Linked DNA regions of Homo sapiens: region 1 is linked to region 2. A link is an interaction called in ENCODE POLR2A ChIA-PET data of the cell type or tissue named here. Cell type or tissue: GM12878. All regions are shown on one strand. Each heading gives the region's core, and the rest is flanking DNA. Links, peaks and the distances in the headings are about the cores only. Region 1 overlaps NUMB (NUMB endocytic adaptor protein). Region 2 overlaps PAPLN (papilin, proteoglycan like sulfated glycoprotein).

Region 1 (2,907 bases), core at 96-2,595, 64 kb after region 2:
GATGTTCTAATGTAAGCTGAAGTGAAGAAATGCTATAAAGACACATGGAAACATCATTTTGCATAGCTTTGAAATATTAAGAAGCAACAGCAGCAAACAGACCAATTAGGGCAGAGCAAGTCACTCTCAGAACAACAGTGATTTGCAATTCTACTGTGCAAAGTTCCTTCAGCTACAAACCAAAGAGGTCTTCAAAGGTTCCCAATGTGTAAAGAATCACTGGTCAGTCTTTCCGTCACATCTACACAGAGGCAGGCATTACAGAGTAATGGTGATATATAAACCAGGGAACCATGATACAGTGTGCCTTGTAATAAACAAACGAGACTTTTTTCAGAGGAAACCCAGCTTCATTGCTTTTTAAATCAGAAAAGAAAAGCCTTGAAGTCTATAATTTAATATTTGAATTTCTGAACAGAATGGTGTAATCAATAAATTTTGTCTTATAATTCCAAAATCCAGTGAATATACCCCAAAGAACAAAGCAGTGAAAGGACAGAAACACAACTTTCTTCAGGATTTGAGATTGTACTGTGCTCAGGAAGAGTACAATAACTTTTAGTCTCAGACACTAAGGTTCATTATTCCTGTACTTTCTTAAATGAGAGGGGCACTTAAAGGCTTTTAGGAAAACACAAGGATGGAGCATGTCATGAACTACACAGTAAAGGAGAGATTTTGGGGAGGCAATTTAGCTCTTCTAGTTTGCCAAATCACTTCAATTGGGGGAGGGGAGACCTAGGGATTATTCCAATATTAAGTTCATATTTCAAAGGTATATAGTAGCTGAAATGAAAATTCTAGAGGCATCTCAAATTCAACCTGTCCAAAACCAAATTTATCCCTTCTCACAATGAGTGATTCCACCAACCCCTTGGTCATCCATGAACGAAATCTGGGTCTCATCTTCTGTTTCCTTCTCAACACCCCTAGGTTGAATGAATGAATGAATGAATGAGTGTGGAACATGTTTTCTCTCATCCCAATGTCCCTGATAGTGCTGTTCCTTCTGTCTGAAATCTCTTTCTCTTCTAAGTTAGTTTAACTGGAATTCATAGTTTTTAGGCTCAGCCCTAGGTGTCATCTCCTCCTAGAAGCCTTCATTACAACCTTTCACATTCACTCTTCCTTTTTGCTCCTGGAGCACCTGTTACTGTCACACAATTTGGTAACCATGTCTTTACCTATCTGATTCCTCCCACAACAGGGTGAACTTGAGCAGTACATTTCTCATTCATTCCTTTACGCATTAATTCAAATATTTTGGAGCAGCTACTATGGACCACAAATTATTCTAGGTACTGAAGATTCAGCAGTAAACAAAACAGGTGGAGATCACTGTCCTCACAGAGCTTACATTTCAGTGAGGAAGAGATAAGCAAGTAAAATGTATGGTATGACACACAGTGATAAACCCTATCAGATAAAAATAAAGCTAGGGGTCAGGCGTGGTGGCTCACCCCTATAATCCCAGCACTTTGGGAGGCCAAGGCGGGTGGATCACGAGGTCAGGTGATTGAGACCACCCTGGCTAACACAGTGAAACCCTGTCTCTACTGAAAATACAAAAAATTAGCTGGGTGTGGTGGCGGGCACCTGTAGTCCCAGCTACTCGGGAGGCTGAGGCCAGAGAATGGCATGAACCCGGGAGGCGGAGCTTGCAGTGAGCCGAGATTGCGCCACTGCACTCCAGCCTGGGCAACAGAGTGAGACTCTGTCTTTAAAAAAAAAAAAAAAAATAGCTAGGAATTGGGAGTGTGTGTGTGTCTGGGGGAGAGTGGTGTTTGGATTTTTTAAGAAGTTGTCAGTAAATGCCTGAGAATGGGGCTTTTGAGTGAAGGGAAAGAGATGAGGAAGTGAGCCACACATATATCTGGATGATGTGCGTTCCAGACTAGAGGTTACAGCAAGTACAAAGGCCCTGAGGTGAAAGCGTGCCTGGTTTGTTTAAGGAATACTGAGGAGGCTAGTGTGGCTGGAACAGAGGGAGCAAGAGGAAGGCTAGGAGGAGATAAAAGAGGAAAAAGAGGGGATTCATATGCAATGGCCTACAAGGCCTAAAAGACTGGCTTTTACTCTGAGTAGGTCAGGAAGCTACTGGAGGACATGGGACAGTGAAGCAACATAATCGGGCCTCTGTCTTTTTTTTTTTTTTTTTTTTTTGAGACGGAGTCTTGCTCTGTTGCCCAGGCTGGAGCACAGTGGCACGATCTTGGCTCACTGCAAGCTCCGCCTCCCGGGTTCACGCCATTCTCCTGCCTCAGCCTCCCGAGTAGCTGGGACTATAGGCGCCCGCCACCACGCCCGGCTAATTTTTTTGCATTTTTAGTAGAGACGGGGTTTCACCGTGTTAGCCAGGATAGTCTCCATCTCCTGACCTCGTGATCCGCCCGCCTCGTCCTCCCAACGTGCTGGGATTACAGGCGTGAGCCACCGCGCCCGGCCGGGCCTCTGTCTTAAAAAGATCACTCGGGTTGATCTCTCAAGAGGGGATGGCAGGAGGACAATAATGAAAGCAGGGGTAGTAGGATGCTAGTAGGATGCTACTGCAATGGTTCAGATAAGAGGAGATGCTGGCTTGGACCAGGGTAGGAGTGGTGGAGATAGTGAGAATTGATTAGGTTCTTGAAGGCTGAAGCAGACAGGAACTGTTGATGGAGTGGATGTAGGGTATAAGAAAAAGAGAAGTCAAGGTCAAATCCAGGGTTTGGCTAGAGCATAGGGACAGAGATGCTGTATATTGAGACTGGGAAAGACTAGGAGAGAAAGATCCTTCTCTCCTTGGGGGAATTTGATTTGTGACATATTAAAGTGTGAGGTGACTAGCAGATATCGAAGAGAAAAAGTTTAATAATGATGATATTGACACCTATCTACCAAAACAGGCCATTTGGTGCTCTTCACTCA
Region 2 (2,907 bases), core at 318-2,817:
GTCTGGCATCTGTGGGCGGAGGCTGAGCAGGACTCCTCTGCAGGGGTGTGTGGGGCAGGCAGGATGGATGGCAGTGGGCACTTCTCCCACTAGAAGTGGATCCCATAGATGACACTTCAAGAGCCCTGTGAACCCAACATGGGCCACAGCTGGAGCGGTGGGTGGGCTAGAGGCAGCCTTTTTCATGTCCTCTCGACCACCTGCCAGCTACCCACGGTCCCCTCTGCCACCCCATGAATCTTGCTTCCTAAATGCCACTCTCAGGTCCTTCACCACGTGCTGGTGGCCCAGCTGCATGAAGGCCAAAGCCCAGGTGGAGGGGGCACGAGGACAGCGTCCAGGCCCCAGGATTAAATCCCAGAGCCACCTGGACAGCTGCATGATCCTAGGCAAATAAGCCTTAGACTGCTCTAATTTGGGAGTAATAATGCCCACCCCAGAGGTTGTCATGCAGATGAAACAAATCAAGGTTTCCAAAGCGCCCTTGGTTCTCTTAAACCTTTTCTCCCTTAAGGCCACGCTGAGTAGCCTCATCCGGCTGCCACCTCCTCCCAGTGAGTCTCAGATGGGGCTGGGCGCAGCCTGGGCTGAGAATTCTTCTCTCCCTGCCCTCTGTGAGTCTGCAGGGGGTGTGGCCCCGCTCACAGCTCCACTGCCTCCCTCTGTTGCTGGGGCAGGAACCACCCAGTCCGAGCACCTTCTCTGGATCACTTATGCTGTCAGCGGTCAGTCTGAACAGAATGAGTAAATGAATAAAGGTGGCGGCCTGCGTGTTCCTGGGCCTCAGCCTCTGCTCCCGTCTGCACACGGGTGTGCATGTGTTCTGTCTCTCTCTTACACACGTGCACATTGGGCAGTTGATTCCCCTGGAAACAGTGCAGCAGGAAAGGGGACCCCTGAGTGGCTCCAGGTGGGAGTTGAAGGAGGCATGGGTGGGGCGCCTAGCGCAGCATGAGACAGGTGAGGGCAGGCCCCAGGTGAGGCTGGCTGTATCAGCTCATTCCGGCTTCACGCCATGTCGGGCAGTTCACGGTTTGGGTAATTACAGAGCAAGAGTGTGCTCATGCTGCCTGTGGCTGAAGGTGCTTTCCTTCCTTGGAGAGACAGTGTGGAGTGTGTGGACAGAGCACGGCTCTAGGATGGGACGGACTAGGGCTCCTGGCTAGTGGACACCTGCCTTACAGGTGCTGGGCACAGGAGGCAAGAGGGCATTCTGGAAACAGCATGTCCCTTAGGGGGCCCTTGTTCAGGCCAGTCCTGCCCCTGCCTTATCCTGATGGCCAGGCTGTGGCTCCATGGCAGGGGTACCCCTTGGCCACACACCAGTACACCCAGCCCAGCTCCAGGGAAGGGTGGATTTTGCTGGCTGCTGTGCCAAGGAGCCAAGACAGACATCCAAACAGGCCTTAGTCAGAGGGTAATTGACAACCAGGCCCAACCCAGCAGCTAAGAAAGCAGCCACCCCTGAAGACCTCTCCTGAATACTTAAAATGTGGGATGAGGCTGTGTGTGGGGGGGGCGGGTGCCAGAATCCCAGCTGGGGCTGCAGGCTGTCTCTGGAAAGTCACCCTTCACGCTCAACACTCAGTGTCTTCCTTGTGAAATAGAAACTTGATCCAAGTAAATTTCAGTTTAACTTTCATTCAGAGAAAACTTTGATATTTTGGCTCAGTGGTTTCGAAAGCTTAGAGATTTTTGTCCAAGTTAGACTTGAAGGAGTAGATATTTTACAAAGTGAAAGCTAAGACCTCTCATCTGGCAAGCCCTTCCTTCTTGGTTGTGTGTGGTTCGGCAGGCTTAGCGTGGTTTGTGCGTGGTTTGTTCTGCTTCAGTGTTCTGGGTTTTGTTATAAGACAAGGATAACTAGATGTTTGGCACCAGGGATGTTAGAGATGAGTAAACGTCCTTCCTCACCTGAGATTCAGCGAAGCTGCTCAGGGGTCACCATGAAAGCAAGAGCCTGCTTTTCTTTTCTTTTTTTGAGATGGAGTCTCACTCTGTCGCCCAGGCTGGAGTGCAGTGATGCAATCTCGGCTCACTGCAACCTCCACCTCCCGGGTTCAAGCAATTCTCCTGCCTCAGCCTCCCGACTAGCTGGGATTACGGGCACCCGCCGCCACGCCTGGCTAATTTTTTGTAGTTTTAGTAGAGACGGGGTTTCGCCATGTTGGGTAGGCTGGTCTCGAACTCCTGACCTCAGGTGATCTGCCTGCCTTGGCCTCTCAAAGTGCTGGGATTACAGGCATGAGCCACCGTGCCCGGCTGCTTTTCTGTGTGACCATTGAGCTCTTTCTCTGAAAAGTGGGAATGGTATTTTTCCTTGAGTCTTAAGTGGTGATACCCTAAAAGAAAGTCCCCTTCCAGCAAATGTTTGCATGTACACCATATGCCTCCTGGGAAAATTGTGAAGTTACATCTAATCCCTGTCCAACCCTGTAGGGAATCATCTAGTGTCTCATTTGATTCCCCCAGGTGGGTGGGGGCACAGCCTCGGCAGGGGAGCAGAGGACTGCAGTGAGGCTGGCCGGCTACTGTGCCCACTTCTTCCCCTGTGGTTTCCTCTCTCTGCCTCACTTTTCTTATTCATGCAATGGGGTCTGTCGGGTTGTTGTGAGGATGAAATGAGATAATGTGTGTGTGGCATGTGGATTCCTGATGCCAGCTGCAAGGGGTCCAATCTTTCTGGTGGGAAAGTGTACCTGCTAGGATTATAATCCTGTGTAGAGTCCCAAATAACAGTTCTTCAATAAGACAGACATGATTCCTCTCTCATATAAACACCCAGGGGTCAGAAGTCTGGGGCTATTCTGTTGCACAAAATCCTCCAGGCTCTAGAGTCCCTCTATCTTTGCTTCACTGTTTGAAGCCTCTATTTCCAAGTTACCTCACAGTCTAAAAGGCTGCTCC

The links. Peaks named below come from ENCODE experiments on the same cell type or tissue, not always from the same donor. Only the 100,000 strongest peaks of a DNase experiment are listed, where the experiment ranks them.
Region 1: POLR2A ChIA-PET joins it to region 2 with 5 read pairs; 3 of 35 experiments call an interaction of 5 or more read pairs at or near these places.

The regions. Positions count from the first base shown.
Region 1 is chr14:73,305,588-73,308,494 of GRCh38, forward strand. The region is part of intron 6 of NUMB (NUMB endocytic adaptor protein); the gene reads right to left. Among named protein-coding and RNA genes, the nearest start is that of PAPLN-AS1, 61 kb to the left of the region's middle. In GM12878, for the core only: no CTCF peak of the experiment used is centred there; no DNase peak of the experiment used is centred there.
Region 2 is chr14:73,241,030-73,243,936 of GRCh38, forward strand. The region is part of intron 2 of PAPLN (papilin, proteoglycan like sulfated glycoprotein); the gene reads left to right. Among named protein-coding and RNA genes, the nearest start is that of PAPLN-AS1, 3.5 kb to the right of the region's middle. In GM12878, for the core only: no CTCF peak of the experiment used is centred there; a DNase peak (open chromatin) is centred at 1,842; H3K4me3 peaks cover 1,050 bases.